Regions from separate parts of the Homo sapiens genome. Here region 2 is linked to region 1. A link is a loop called in an ENCODE intact Hi-C map of the cell type or tissue named here. Cell type or tissue: CD14-positive monocyte. All regions are shown on one strand. Links, peaks and the distances in the headings refer to the core of each region. The heading gives the core; the rest is flanking DNA.

What was found. A loop is a pair of places that touch in the nucleus more often than their neighbours do. Peaks named below come from ENCODE experiments on the same cell type or tissue, not always from the same donor. Only the 100,000 strongest peaks of a DNase experiment are listed, where the experiment ranks them.
Region 2: a loop joins it to region 1, with 2.4 times the contacts of the local background. A loop is called at or near these places in 10 of 110 quality-filtered maps.

What each region holds. Positions count from the first base shown.
Region 1 is chr11:117,022,284-117,030,629 of GRCh38, forward strand. All of the region lies in intron 1 of SIK3 (SIK family kinase 3), which reads right to left. Among named protein-coding and RNA genes, the nearest start is that of SIK3, 72 kb to the right of the region's middle. In CD14-positive monocyte, for the core only: no CTCF peak of the experiment used is centred there; DNase peaks (open chromatin) are centred at 3,268, 4,518 and 4,878; H3K4me3 peaks cover 495 bases; H3K27ac peaks cover 3,241 bases.
Region 2 is chr11:116,969,258-116,977,603 of GRCh38, forward strand. The region is part of intron 1 of SIK3 (SIK family kinase 3); the gene reads right to left. Among named protein-coding and RNA genes, the nearest start is that of SIK3, 120 kb to the right of the region's middle. In CD14-positive monocyte, for the core only: CTCF peaks have their summits at 3,602 and 3,834; DNase peaks (open chromatin) are centred at 1,664 and 3,634; H3K4me3 peaks cover 452 bases; H3K27ac peaks cover 1,664 bases.

The sequences.
Region 1 (8,346 bases), core at 95-8,094:
TCATTAAACTGTATATTTAATATCTATGCATTTCCTGGTATATAAATTTTACCTAAAAAGTTTAAGAGTCAAAGACAATTATTTAATAGTGAAACCCCTGAGTTGGGAAACACAAAGGGTAAACCCCATATAATTAAAAAAAGACAAAAAGCCTAACTGAAAAAACATATTCTTTCCTTTGGTCTACATTTCAACTTCTGTGTACTGATTAATTCTTGAAAAATCAAATACCCATGGGGCTTTCATAACACCACTAAGCAGAAAGGAGAGGGTCTCAGGGCAGAGTGGACACTTTCATCTGCCTGTGAGCATATAAACCACATTCATCAACTAGAGCTGCCCCATCCATCAGCCAAAGCAAAAACAAACTGTCCTTGTGTCAAAACGCAACATAGAAAGTCACCCTGTGATATCTCCTCTGAGACGGGTTAAGAGAAGAAGAAATGAATTGAAATCTCATTTATAACCACACGGCCTAAATTAGTCTCTCATAGTCATCAATGAGATGCTTATCAGATTGTGGAGGGCAAGGGAGGAAATGTGAAGAAGTTAAAAAAAAAAAAAAGGTACAAATGTAAGTAACTAATATTGTAAGTGAAAAACCCACTTCCATCTTACCACACAGGTTTATTTTGTTCAGAAACAAACGCAAAGTGAATACATAACTGGATCTATTTCAAGGGTTAATATAATAAAAATACCTTTACTCTGGAAGCAAAAAGAGTTCCTTCTTGATAGAAATGCCAGGTTTAACCATTGGCAGATTGTAGAAAACACAAATGACAACTAAGATAACTAGTGTGGGCTAAACAATAACATTTTCACTTTTTGAAATAACTCCAAGGCAACTCCAAAGTCAATCATTCTTATTAGCAGTTGTTGAGGCCCAGAAACCGATACCTCAAAATATGGCACTTTGACATGCTGAACTGTACAATCCTCAAGGCCTCTCTGACCATCCCCTCACCACCCCCAAAGCACAGGGAGAAGTTGTTCTCTGAAGTTCCCTTATCTGCCTAAATCTGGACCTGCCAAAGAAGAAAATAGTTATCTCTGTCCCTTCCCCGAGTTTTCATTAACTGAACTAATATTGCAGGAAGAGAGACTGAAGTATGTCAATACACCTGATGATTTTTTTTTTTTTTTTTAGACAGGGACTCACTCTGTCGCTCAAGCTGGAATCACAATCACAGCTCACTGCACCCTTGACCTACTGGGCTCAAGTGATCCTCTAGTCTCAACCTCCCTGGTAGATGGGACTATAGTCATGTGCCACTATGCCCAGCTAATATTCTTAAAAACAAACAAACAAACAAACAAACAAACAAAAAAAAAAAAATATATATATATATATATATATATTGCACACTGCACTATGCCAGTGCTTGGGAGTAACTTTTATCTTTTTTTTGACACAGGGTCTCTCTGTGTCACCCAGGCTGGAGTGCAGTGGCGCAATCTCACCTCACTGCAACCTCCGCCTCTAGGGTTCAAGTGATTCTCCCACTTCAGCCTCTCAAGTAGCTGGGATTACAGATGTGCGCCACCGTGGCATAACTAATTTTTTGTATTTTTAGTAGAGACGGGGTCTTGCTATGTTGGCCAGGCTGGTCTTGAACTCCTGGCCTCAAGTGATTCACCTGCGTTAGCCTCCCAAAGTGCTGGAATTACAGGCATGAGCCACCACACCCGGGCCTGGACAGACTTTTGTCACAAACCACTATCTGCTCTGTAGGCCCAAAAAACTTTGTCCCAGACCACTGTATATTCTCCAAGCCCACTGAATAACTTTAAAAATCATTTACTAGCCCTGTAAAATCATCCATACCTCCCCATCTCCCTTCCTCTAAAAACAAGGGTACATAAGCATCTGTACCCCACTGGGTTGTGGGCAATCTCTCTGTGATTTTCCTCCATACATGTTAATAAAAATGTTTATGCCTTTTCTCCTATTAATCTGACTTTTGTCAGTTGATTTTCAGCTAACCTCAAAGGCGGAAAGGAAAACTCCCCTTTCACTCCTACACAGTCTTTAAAAAAAAAAAAAAAAAGCATTACCAATATTGGCTGCATAAATATACTAATAATAACACATGCTCATTTCTGCCATTGTGCCTCTTTTCCCTAAAGATTACTAAAAATAGCCACCTTAGCAAAGAAGAATAAAGACTATCTTGGAAGATAAACAGGGCTTCAATAATGCCCCATAACTCTAAACTGATGTAAGCCTGCAACAGCTGTAAAGTCATCAGGGATTCATCAGGTAACACCACCAAAGTTAAGGTTGCAATATTTTACAAACTCACAGGCTGAAAAATTCCTTAAAAACCATCTGGCTGGGCATGGTAGCTCACACCTGTAATCCCAGCACTTCGGGAGGCCAAGGCAGTTTGTTTGCTTGAGCTCAGGAGTTCAAGACCAGCCTGGGCAACATGGCAAAACCCCAACTCTACCAAAATATACAAAAATTACCCAGGCGTGGTGGCATGTGCCTGTAGTCCCAGCTACTTAGCAGGCTGAGGTGGGAGGATCACTTGAACCCAGGAAGCGGAGGTTGCAGAGAGCTGAGATCAGCGCCACTGCACTCTAGCCTGAGTGACAGAGTGAGACCCTACCTTAAAAAAAAAAAAATCATCTAATGCAGTAGTTTGCAAGCTTTAAGTAGCTATGGAATTCTACCCCATTCTTTAAAAAACAAAAACAAAACCTCAAAAGTTTATATCAGATGTCTTTCCACTTTCTTTTTGTCCAGTCATACTAAAGGGACACAAACTCATCCATCGGTAATAACATGCAGTAGTTTCTCAACTGTCAATGAGCAACTACTACCTCACTCAGTGTGGATACTCTGGTGCAAAGCTAAGCACCTTTCCCTATATTTCAATCTTCATTCCACAAGCAAACCTGGAGGCCACTCAAAAGAATCCTAAGACTCTCTGTAAATGTAGCTTGAAAAAAATCACTGATCCGGTCCAACCCCCTTATTTCATAACTGATACCCATAAAAGTAAAATGAGAGACAGCATGGTATGACTGAAAGGAAAGTGATAAAAATCAATGCTAGTTCTAGCCCTTACCGGTATGTGACCTTGAGCAAATCTCTTAAAGTCTTTGAATTTTAGTTTCCTCATCACAAAATGTGAATAATCATATCTATGCCCAATACAATTTTTTTTTTTTGAGACAAGATCTCGTTCTGTCACCCAGGCTAGAGTGCAATGGCACAATCTCAGCTCACTGCAACTTCTGCCTCCCAGGCTCAAGCCTCTGGAGTAGCTGAGACCACAGGCATGTTTCACCACACCCAGCTACTTTTTTGTGTTTTTGGTAGAAACAGAGTTTCACCATGTTGTCCAGGCTGGTCTTGAACTCCTAATCACTCAAGTGATCCACCTGTCTCAGCCTCCCAAAATGCTGGGATTACAGATGTGATCCACCACACCCAGCCTATACTTTCTTTAAAAGTGCTCTGCAGACTGCAGAGCATTATATAAATTAAGGTTATTATTTTTATTGTTAGGTGATTATTAACCAAGATGACGTGGTGAGTCAAGTGCACAGTCAGACCTGGAACTCAAATCCCCTGACTACCTCTCTAAGGCTTTTTCCACAACTTTATGTAACACTTGTGTTCAATACTAAGCCATTGTTATCAAATTCTCAAATTTGGGTTTTATACTAACCATTTGTATTGAAAAAAAATGGTGCCATGCATAAAACAAAATCCTTTAAGATTACATGAAATAAATGTAAACCCAAGGAATTGATGGTCTATCCAAGCCAAAAGGGGGAAATGTAGATAAAGGATATACAGTCGTGCACCATATACCAACAGAGGTCCTGTAAGATGATAACGCTGTATTTATACTGCACCTTTCCTGTTTAGCTGTGTTTAGATACACAAATACTTAACCGTTGGGTCACAACTGCCTACAATATTGAGTTAGGAAAATGCTGTATAGGTTTGTAGCCTAGGAGCAACAGACCATACCACATAGCCCTAGGTGGGTAGTAGGCTATACCATCTAGGTCTGTGTAAGTACACTCTTATGATGTTCCCACAAGGAAACAATCACCTAATGATGCATTTCTCAGAATGTATCCCCATCGCTAAGCAGTGCGTGACTATACTTGCATTCTACAATATGATATATCATGAATGGTTGTTAAGGCACTAATGAAACAATTTTGACCATTCTGAGCTGCTGTGTACTATTGACATGCTGAAGAAAACCAAAAAAGCCCATAATGTGGCTAAATAAGAACTTCAGCATGTACATATTGATCAGAACCCAACTATGATTTTTAACAATTAAAAATGTCCCAAAGCAAAACATGGTTGAACCTCCAGGTCAGATGTAAATATAATTTGATGAAGTCATCTAACCTACAAATTACATATTAATAAATGACTGAATGGGCATACCTCTGCCACAAGCCTTACGTGGACAATGAAGAGAAGGCTGGTGCTGGCAATTTAGTGCTCTAGTGTCTACCAGCTCTCCAGCTGCTAAGCTGTCCCTTTCATCAATCTAAAATGAGTCATCATTGTTTCACCCGTCTAAAGGGCAAGGCAAAAACAGTGAAATTAAGAAACTCCATGGAAAAAAGAATGGAGAAAATAAAGCCAGAGATGTCATTAAATGTAATACAAGTAAGGGGGTAAAAACATATTATTCAAGGAATTTCTAGGGCTAATGCAAAGCTACTTCTTACGGAAAACTTGGAAAATACTACCAACGTAATTTTGTTTCAGAACACAAGAATTTTTTCTAAAAAGTTGTGTTTATAAGCTCATGCATATTCATAAAGTGATTCATTTGGTAGGAACATACAGTCATCCAGATGCGATGAAAAAGCAACAGCTTTAAATGCTCAATCTACCCATCAGACTTAAAGGTTATAGTAGCATTTCTTGAAAACACATTAGTCATCTCTGCTCTAACTATACATCTCTGTAGAGAAAACATGGAAAACAGGGTTGACTGGTAGTACACAAGTTTGTCACTGCTGATCGTTAGAAAAGTCAAACCACATTCAAAAATAATATGGAACACTATTAATATCTGCATGTTTCATCATCCTGTAAATTTCACATCCTAGACCATAAGCATCACAAACAACTTTCAGGGAAGGCTGTTTTCTTTTTTTTTCTTTTTTTTATATCTGTTTGTTTGTTTGTTTGTTTGTTTGAGATGGAATTTCACTCTTGTCGCCCAGGCTGGATGGAGTGCAATGGTGCAATCTCGGCTCACTGCCACCTCCACCTTCCAGGTTCAAGCAATCCTCCTGTCTCAGCCTCCCGAGTAGCTGGGATTACACGCGCCCGCCACCATGCCCAGCTAACTTTTGTATTTTTTTTTAGTAGAGATGGGGTTTCACCATGTTGGCCAGGCTGGTCCTGAACTCCTGACCTCAGGTGATCCACCTGCCTCAGCCTCCAAAAGTGCTGGGATTACAGACGTGAGCCACTGTGCCCGGCCCAGGGAAGGCTGTTTTCTAAAACTGACTCCCCCTGACCCATCTTCAGCGTCTGAGCAAGTGATGAGACAATGGGACAATAAAGCAATGGGTCAACAATGGCAACCAAATTATAGCAAAACCAAGTAAATTGATCTTGTAATTGATGAGTACGTCTACCCAAAGTTTTAAGTAATTCTCCTCTCACTTCGTTCAAGACAATGCATTATGCATGTGCAGCCTACATATAGAAGATGCTTTTTATTACTGTTAACAATATTAACTAAAATTTGCAGAATATTTATTTTAAAAGCACTTTTATTATTACTACTACTACTGTTAATAGTATTACTACTACTACTACCACCTCCCTTTTGCAAAAGAACTAAAGATCAGAGGAGGGAAACAACCTGCTTAAAATTATATCAACACTAAGAAATGACGGTAGGACTCAAACTCAATTCCTATGACTCCAAAATCTGTGACTTTTTTCTTAAAGTTAAACCCTTTTTTCATTTTTCAGCATGAAACCCTTCATTCATTCACTCATATCTTCATCTACTCAAGAAATATTTATTAAACACCTACTACATGCCAGATGCTAATCTCAAGCCCTCAGGAAACAATTAAGAGTACACAGTTCCTGCTCTAGGCGGTAGAAAGCATGTGTTACAATCTAGTATAATAGGGACAGCTTAACAACAACAACAAAAGTACACCAATGTAGGAGGTGGCAGAAAGAAGTAGGTACATGGCACAGTGGGAACACAGACAAGGAAGCCCTTAACAATTCCTATAGAGGGCTTGCTTTCCATAGGAGGTTATGATGTTACCTGAATCTTAGGATGTGAAAGAAATCTGGCAAATGGATAGAAGAAAGAAGCATGTCAAGGAAAAAAAAAACATGAGCAAAAGCATAAAGGCCTGAAAAACAATTCTAATATGTTGAGGAAACTAGCTCAGCATGACTGGGAGCCATATCAGGCATGGCCAGGGATAAATCATGAAAGTAGCCTGGAGGAAGGAAATCAAGACCAGGCTCATGGGTGCCATGCTACAGAGAACAGGCTTTATTTTACAGGAGACAGAAGACAGTGACGGTGAGAAACATGCTGACATGCATGCATTAAAATGACAAACTGGGCCAGGCATGGTGGCTCATACCTGTAATCCCAGCATTTTGTATATTTTGTTTTTGAGATTGAATCTTGCTTTGTCACAGTGGTGTGATCTCGGCTCTCTGCAACTTCCACCTCCTGGGTTCAAGTGATTTTCCCGCCTCAGCCTCCCGAGTAGCTGAAATTACAGGCACCCGCCACTACGCCCGGCTAATTTTGGTATTTTTAGTGGAGACAAGGTTTCACCATGCTGGCCAGGCTGGTCTCGAACTCTTGACCTCAAGTGATCCGCCAACCTCGGTCTCCCAAAGTGCTGGGATTACAGGTGTGACCCACTGTGCCCAGCCTATCCCAGCACTTTGGAAGGCAGATGCAGGTGGATCACTTGAGCTCAGGAGTTTGAGACTAGCCTGGGCAACATGGTGAAACCCTGGATCTACAAAAAATTAGCTGGGCATGGTGGCAAGCACCTATAGTCCCAGCTACTTAGGAGGCTGAGGTGGAAGGATGAATTGAACCCAGGAGGCAGAGGCTGCAGTGAGCCAAGATTGCACCACTGCACTCTAGCCTGAGCAACAGAGCCAGACCCTGTCTCAAAAATAAAATTAAAAATTAAAAGACAAAATGGTTTTAATGTGAAGGATGAAACTGAGGGATGGAACTAGGTCAGAAATGGGCGTATCAGTTAAGACACCAATGCAGCAGTACAAAAAATATGAGGGCCTAAATTAAGGCAGTGGAAAGGGGAGGTAACAAATTAGAGAGCTATTTTGGAAGCAGAATCTTAAAATGTAATGATTGACCAGTGGTACACAAAATTCAAGGAGAAATCTAGGCTAACTCCCAAACTTCTGGCTTCTACCACTGGATGGGTCATACTGCCATCAGTGGAGATGAAGTTAGTGTGGTTGGATAATGAGTTCAGTTTTGGATAAGGGAGTTACATTTGTGATGGCTATGTAGCATAAGGTAAAAATATCTAGTATGGTGTTAGAACTGGTTCCCAAAACTCAGCAGAGATATGGGATTTAGGAGTCATTATGATGTAAACTGTAGTTGAAGGCAAGGGGCTGGTTCTGATTAGCTCAAAGAAGAATATACATAGAGAGAAGAGGGAGAGCACAGAACCTAAGGAAACCCAGATATCTAAGGAGTAAAGAGAAACAATTTTGGAAAGCTGAGAACAGAGTTGTAGGAGGAGAGCCAAGAAAAAGTGTTTGGAAACCTTGAGTGAAGGTGAGTAACATGAACATTTATTTTCCTAGAGAAAGGAGAAATGTAAGAATATAAAAGGGGCATAAATCGAAACTATATTTCTGCAAAGTATTTTGGCAATGTATAGTTAACAAAGGCCTCTAAGATGCCCACGTCGTGACACAGTAATTCTACCTCTAAGAATGTATTGTAAGGAAGGAATCAGAAATCCTGACAGAAGTTTACATACAAAAATGTTTCTCACAGCATTATTTGCAATAGCAACAAAATGGAACTACTTTAAACATATGAAAGGAATGGTTAAATAAATTACTGTACATCCATACAACAAAGATTATGAGCCATTTAAAATCTATATTCATGGATAATTTTAAGTGATAAAAATACTCATGATATTGAGTATTGTGAAAAAAGCAAGACACAACTGCATATTCAGTTAACTATATAATATAAAAATGCAGAGGGCAAAAAAATGTATAAAATACAACAAAATGTTACTGGAAGTTATATACAGTTATTGAGATCACATGTGGTTTTTTTCTGCTTTAGCCTT
Region 2 (8,346 bases), core at 58-8,057, 53 kb before region 1:
CCAGCCTGGGAGACAGAGCAAGACTCCGTCTCAAAAAAAAAAAAAAAAAAAAAAAGACATATTTGCATAAATATTGTTCTAGGAAAATAAGAGACCGTAAGTAACACATCCCCACCAAAAAATCATAAGGAATGAGATTTATGAGATGAGAAAATGAAAATGTAGAGAGCTAGAAGGAAGTAAAATGTTAATTGATAATAATGTCATAATAAAACTAATTATCCCTCCATATTTAAAAGTCTTTGTGCAACTTTCCTGAGGTCTCTGGGTCACAGGTTTCTTGATAGATCAAGTTGGCATTTTTTGAAACTAAGAGATCAAGTTGGCATTTTTTGAAACTAAGTAAAAAAAAATCCCTTCAATGAATCAAATGTACTTTTCTGGGTAGAAAACAGCACAGAATAAGGAGCTCAGAGTGTAGGAAGGATATAAAAATGATCATACACAGCAGTAGAAACTTTTTCCTTCTGAACAAAATCACACATAAACCCTAACACATAAGACAGAAAAAAGAGTATCCATCCTGGTTACAGACAAAACTTTTTAGAAGCCTAGGGCTCTGCAGAACAGTTTGGAAATCACTGTGACAGCAAAAAGACGAATGCAGTGGGTGCTGAGATTGAGAGTTCAATTTCCAGCTGTATCTCTAAGATATGTTTGTGACCTTGGGAAAATCACTTTACCCCTCTAATCCTCAATGTTTTCATCTATTACATGACTTGAAAGCAGAGGTATCAGCTGGGCACAGTGGCTCACACCTGCAATCCCAGCACTTTGGGAGGCCAAGGTGAGATGATCGCTTAAGCCCAGGAGCTTCAGACCAGCCTAGGCAACATAGTGGAATCCTGTCTCTACAAAAAAAATTTCAAATTGGTTGGGCACATTAGCATGTGCCTGTGGTCCCAGCATTTTGGGAGGCTGGGGCACAAGAACTGCTTGAGCTCCGGAGGTCAAGGCTGCAGTGAGTTGTGATCAAGCCACTACACTCCTAGCCTGGGTGACAGAGTGAGACCCTGACTATAAAAAAGAAAGAAAGAGAGTTATCAAGATAAGGTTCTCACTGTGCCAATTCCTAATTCGAACTCTGGGAGACTTGGGTTTTGACTTTTTTAAGTTTTTAAATTGACATTTAAGTCCTAAGGGTTCATTCACATAAATCAGAATCACTACTAGTCATACAACTCTCAATCTTGGTTAGTTAAAGTAATCAAGCCATTTAGTTTTAGTTATTATTTCTTTTATTTTCTCTTATCTGTTTATTATTTACTTATTTTTGTAAAGATGAGGTCTCACTATAGTCCAGGCTGCTCTCAAACTCCCGGGCTCAAGCAATCCTCCTGCCTCAGCCTCCCAAAGTGCTAGGATAACAGGCATGAGCCACCACGCCCGGCTGTATTTGTTATTTCTTTTAGAGACAGAGTCTTGCTCCGTTGACCACGCTGGAGTGCAATGATGTGATAATAGCTCACTGCAGCCTCAAACTCCTGGCCTCAAGAGATCCTCCACCTCAGCCTCCTGAGTAGTCAGGACTACAGGCATGTACTACCATGCCCAGCTAAATTAATTTTTTTTAAGAGAAGGGTCTTGCTCTTTTGCCCAAGCTGATCTGGAACTCCTGGCCTCAAGCAATCCTCCCACCTCAGGCTCCCAAAGCACTGGGGTTACAGGCATGAGTCACCACACCCAGCCCTAAGTCATCTAGTTTTACAGTGCTATATAATGTAGGACCATATGATAATAAGCAGAAAACTGCATTTACCACATTTGAGATAACCTTGGTGAATAAGTGTTTCTTTCCTCAATTAAATACATTAAAACTAAAGCATAACACCACTGTTTGCCCAGAAAAGCCTTGGCATTTGCTAATATTTTCACTATTGGTAAAGTCAATGTTTCCCACTGTTAAAACTAAGAACACTAAATAATAATATTGACATTAATTTCCATCCCACTTACAGAACAAACAATGGCAGACTAAATTAAATGGAATGTGAAACGGGCAACAAGTAGGTCAAATTAATTAAACTGTAAATTACAACCACACCAGAAAGACATGAACACAGAAACCAAGAATCCGAGTCTAAGAAATGTTGCATAATCCAATGTCAGCCAAATTTGACGATGTTTCCATTATCAAATTTCTCACTTAGAAATGAGAAACTCAAAGAGTCAATTTTAGTTTGTTTTATATTTTTTGTTTTAGACTAGTTAATTCCAATATATTAAACATAAGCATAGTAAGAATAGGTAAAATATACTGAGCACCTAATATGTCCCAAGGCACTAAATTTTTTTGTTACTTTTTGTAATGAAAATTTTCAAATATTAACAAAAGTAGACAATAAAATAATTCAAAGCATCAATCAGCTTCAAGAATTATTACTTTATAGTCAATTGTTTTATCTATATCTCTACCAAGTTTCTCCAAAATCCCAATCACCGTATCATTTCATCTGTAACTACTTCAATATACCTCAAACAGGAGTCTTTCTCTTTTTTTAAACATAACTATGACATCTTTACTGCACTTGAAAAAAATGAGGAATAATGGCCAGGCGTGGTGGCTCACGCCTGTAATCCCAGCACTTTGGGAGGCCGAGGCGGGTGGATCACGAGGTCAGGAGTTCAAGACCAGCTTGGCCAAGATGGTGAAATCCCGTCTCTACTAAAAATACGAAAAATTACCTGGGCGTGGTGGCACGCGCCTGTAATCCCAGCTACTCCAGAGGCTGAGCAGAGAACTGCTTAAACCTGGAGGGGCGGAGGCTGCAGAGAGCTGAGATCGCCTCACTGCACTCCAGCCTGGGCAACAGAGCGAGACTCGGTCTCAAAAAAAAAAAAAAAAGAAAAGAATAATTACAGGCATTAACTCTTAACCCATACAACAACCCTATGGAGTAGGTACTATTATTCTCATTTTACAGATGTTTCTGAGACACCTACCAATGAAGTTATGTGCCCTGGATATACAGTACTGAATGGCAGAGGCAGGAATCGAAGCCAGACAGTCGAGCTCAAGAACCTGAGCCCTCCACTTCATTATGTTTTGCTCCTTCTCAAAAGTAGATTTTATGGTAATGAGTTGTTAAATATAAACAGAGATAATTGACTAATAAAAGAATGGATGACTGACAGCATCAGACTTTAGCAAAATTTTGAAACAAGGAAAACATATCCCCGTATTTCACCTATCCTCCAACTTCTTTCTTCATCCCCAGCTGGTATGCTGCATTGAACAGCTCTACCTACCTCCATTTAACCTTGTACCCAATATTTTTAAAAGTAAAGTTTATTCTTTTTACTACAACCAGCTCTATTGGGTTAAACTAACATTTGGGATGTACTCTGTGACTAATTTTCATCAAGACAGACTTACTGGATGCAGTCCTACTCAAAATTAAATATTCTCTTCAGAAGTCATATTATGAAATATATACACCTACTATGTACCCTCAAAAAAAATTAAAAATAAAAATAAAAGTCATATTCTGTGTGACAAACAGACCCCATGATGACTGGCCCCCAATGGTTCTCTCTCACACACACATACACACACACACACACATAATGACAGACCTATTCATGCCTTTATGTAATATCCTCCCTTTCTTCCAAGTGGAGCTAGAGAGCTTAATGAAGTAAATGGCCATGTTACGGAAGCCCTCAGGAAAAGGAACTGTGGGTGGCATCAAAGAACTGCGGGCAGTCTCTCTAGGATCAGTCTCTTTAGAAGCCCCAGCCAACAGCCAACAAAAAGCTGGGATCCTCACTCATAAAGCAATTCTACCAACTACCTGAACGATCTCGTAAGTAACTACTTTCCCAGTTAAGCCTCCAGGTGACAATGCAGTCCATTTAATACTGTACAGCCTTCTGAGACCCTGAGCAGAGGGCTCAGCTAAGCCATGCCAGGACTCAAGACCCATGGAAACTGTAAGACAGTAAATGTGTGCTGCTTTAAGCTGCTAAATTTGTGGCAGGTTGCTACATAGTAATAGAAAACTAACAGCTCATGGTTCTTTATAAGGTAGACAACTATCATCTCCAAGAAATTCTAGGCCAAGGAAATCTCTTCCATAATTTATAGTACAGAACTGTAGCAGTTTCAAGCAAGAGTTCAAGCATGTGAACAAAACTAAAGCTCTTTCTTGAGAAAAGCTTTGCTTTAGCCTTACTTGTAGAGATTCCAGCAAACTCTGTGTAAACATAGGTAAGCTCTCCACTGGAAAAGTAAATATGTCAGGCTCCTTAGTTTACCAAACAAAGTTACTTTTTTCAATTGCACAAAATGCTATCAAAAGCATGTGCATCTAATGACTTCCTTCCAGACAGTACATTATGAAAGGGGGGGAAAGAAAGAACTTTACAGTGGAAAAACTTGACAAACACTACCTGAGCCAGGTGATCAAGGTTAGCATCAACAGTAATAAGTCATGTTGATAGTATGTGCCCTTGGTATGATGTGATGAAAATGGCGCTTTACCTTGGTTATCTTACCACTCAAAACCTATAACCCCAATCTAATCATGACAAAGACATCAGACAAATTCCAACTGAGGAGCATTCTACAATACCTGACCAGTACTACTCAAAACCATTAAGGTCATCAAAAACAAGAAAAGACTGAGAAACTGTCACAGCTAAGAGAAACCTAAGGAGACATGGTGACTAAATGGCGTGTGGTATCCTGGACAAGATCCTGACACAGAAAAAGGACATTTTGGTAAAAACTAACGGAATTTGAGTAAAGTATGAACTTTAATAAGGATGTACTAATATTGGTCCATTAATTATGACAAATGTATCATATTACTGTAAGATAATAAGAATAGAGGAAACTGACCGTGGGGTATTTGGGACCTCTGTACTGTATCTGCAATTTTTCTACACATCTAAAGCTATTCTAAAATAGTTAACTGCAAACATCATAATGGAATGCTCTGCTCTTCTAGCACTACATTCAAATTCAGTCTTAAATTGTTTTGTTAGGAAACTTCTATTTAATGTTGGAGATACCAGACTAAACAACAGCTTTCTGCTTTCCGTCAGTTCAAGTAACCAGATCGCTTAACAAACAACATTTCTTCACTAGACTCACTAGACCTATATCCAGAATCAAAATGGTTTCCATATAAAGAACACTTTGGAACCCTTTTTTTCCCCCTTTTGAAACAGGGTCTTTGTCACCCAGGCTGGAGTACAGTGGCACGATCACAGTTCACTACAGCCTCAACCTCCTGGCCTCAAGTGATCCTCCCCAGCGACTGGGCCTACAGGCATGTGCCACCATAGGGGTTTCTGTTTGTTTGTTTGTTTGTTTTTGTAGAGACAGTGTCTTGTTATATTGCCCAGGCTGGACTCAAACTCCTGGCTGTAAGTGATCTGCCTTGGACTCCCAAAGTGCTGGGATTACAGGTATAAGCCACCGTACCTGGCCTTGAAATCTTTTTTAAAAATGTATTATTGAAGAATTTTTCTTTTAGACATAGTTTTGTGAACCTGATATCAAGTCACAGGGTATTAAGTTTTGACTTACAGTGTGGTGCTGGGAAATCGGTTTTCTCAATTGTATTTTTTCCTTTTATTTAATAATGTTAGTTAAGGAATCCATGTTTTCTTGTTGGCCTGTACTGCCAGAAAGCAAAAGCTAAGTGAACTGTGGTAGCTCTACTTAGCCTAAGTTTTCTGGTAAAATAGTATCCATCTCTCCTCTTCCCTAGACTATTTGGCCCTAATTCTTTTAAATTTGTTTTAATCTGTTGATCTTCTGTTAAAGATACCTGAAACTCTTTCTGAAAGTAGATTTTTTTAAAAATTGACAAATATTTAGCCCGAACGAGGACATGAAATTCATTAACAAGACAAATAATCACATTAGTATTTCTCCTCAGCAAGAATTTCCCTGCTTTCTTTGTATTCTAGTTATTTAAAAAAAAAAGCAGCTTTATTGAGATATTCACATACCATGCAATTCACCAATTTAAAGTGTAAAATTCAACGTGTTTTATAAATTCACAGGATAGTGCAACCATCACAATCTAACTGAACATTTTTGTTCCGACTGAAAAAAACCTCATACCTGTTTAGCTGTCACTCCTCATTCCCCCACTCCTATCCCTCCACCAGCCCTAGGCAACCACTAATCCACTTTCTTTCTATAAATTTGCCTATACTAAATATTTCATCTCAATGAGATCATACAATATCTGGTCCTTTTGTGACTTGTTTCTTTTACTTGGCATAATGTTTTCAAGGGGCATTCACCTTGCAGCATGTATCAGTACTTCATTACTTTTTATTGCCAAATAATATTCCATTGTATGGATATATTAATTTTAATTATCCATTCTTTAGTTGATGGACATTTTGGTTGTTCTGCTTTTTGGCTATTATGAATAATGCTGCCATGAACATTCATAAAATTTTTATGTGAATGTGTTTTCACTTATCTTGGGTTTATACCTACCAGTGGAATTGCTGGGTTATATGGTAATTCCACTTTTAACATTTTTTGGAACATTAAACATTTTGAAGAAATGACAAAGCTGCTGCATCATTAAATTCTCTCTCACCAGCAATGCCAGAAAGTTCTACTTTCCACATATCCTAACCAACACTTGTTATTGTCCATCTTTTTTTATTACAGCCATCTTAGTGGATACGTGGTATCTCATTGAGGATTTCATTTGCATTTTCCTAATGACTAATGATGCTGAGAATCTTTCCATGTGTTTGTGGACTAACTGCATACACTTTGAGGGGCATTACACATTGAAATCTTTCCTCTATTTTTAAATTATTAGACTTTTTACTATTGAGTTATAAAAGTTTTTATATATTCTAGATACAAGTCCCTTATCAGATGTACGATTTGCAAACATTTTCTTCCATTCTATGGGTTGTCATCAATTTTCTGATGGTATTGTCTGCAGAACAAAAGTTTTTAATTTTGATGTAGTCCATTTATCTATTTTTCCCTTTGTCCCTTCTGCTTTTGGTAGTCTATTTAAGAAACCACTGCCTAACTCCAAATCAGGAAGGTTTGCTCGTATGTTTTCTTCTCTTCATAAATGTGAGAGCTAAAACTATAAAACTCTATGAAAACTCTTAGAGAGTTTTGTGGTCCACTTGAAGTTAATTTTTGCATATGGTATAAAGCAAAGGTCCAACTTCATTCTTTTGAACATGGATATACACTTATTCCAGCACTGTTTGGTGAAAAGACTCTTCTTTCTCCAATGAATTATCTTTGCAGACTTAACAAAAGTCAAATGACCATAAGTGTAAGGTTTTATTTCTGAATTCTTGAATCTATCCCATTTATCTGTCTGCTAGGACCACATTATCTTGTTTCTTCTAGTTCTTGACATTCCAGATATTGATAGTTATCTTCCTCTGCTAAGGCTGGTGTTTAGTGAAGTTGTGTGAGCCCCCCTACAGGGCCTAGGACCCAGAACGCAGTTGTGGTGTTTTAGTAACTGTTAATGAATCAAATGAAAAGATTTCTGATTGTGGTTTAGGAGAATTTTTTTCTATTTTAAAAAATGTCAGTAGACAAATATTAAAAATTGTTTTCACAATAAACTATCAAATTAGCAAAATAACAACAGGTAAATATAACTAACACAGAACTAAAATAAGTTACAGGGCAGTGACAATGATAATGGAATAATAGTTTGGACTAGTCATCCAGCTGATTTATTAATTAATGAGAATATATGTTTATATTCCAACTATTTCTTTTTAAAAAGGGCTGAGGTGTTTACAAAAATCAAACATATAAAATAGGACAATTAAAAATAAAAAATAAATAGGTATTTCATCATTATTTTCCCAAAGCCATAGAGCCTTGGGAAAAGGCCAAATATTTCCGGATCAGCAGACATGCAAAGGCTTCATTAGAATCAAGTCCACTAGCCTACAAGCAGCACACACAAGGGAAAACTTCTCTCTTCTTCCTCCCTCCCTCCCTCCCTCCCTCCCTCCCTCCCTTCCTTCCTTTTCATACAGACAGAGTCTCGTTATGTTGCCTGGAATGGTTTTGAACTCCTGGGCTCAAGGCATCCTCCCTCCTCAGTCCCACAAAGTGCTGGGATTACAACCATGAGCCATCATGCCCAGCCAGAAATTTCTTAGGTGAGTTGGGCTCTTCAAAGAAGAATAGATACAGGAAGTTCTGGCCCTCGCCTCCCAAAAATCTCTGCTTTTTAGTTAAAAAAAGACGAAGAAATCTAGGGTTTCTTTGTCCTCTGGTTCTTCCAAAGTAGGTCAGGTCTGTGTGTAATTATTGGGTTTCACATTCCTTCGGAAAAGGAAGAGATGTCAATTCATGGAGGTATTTAACAA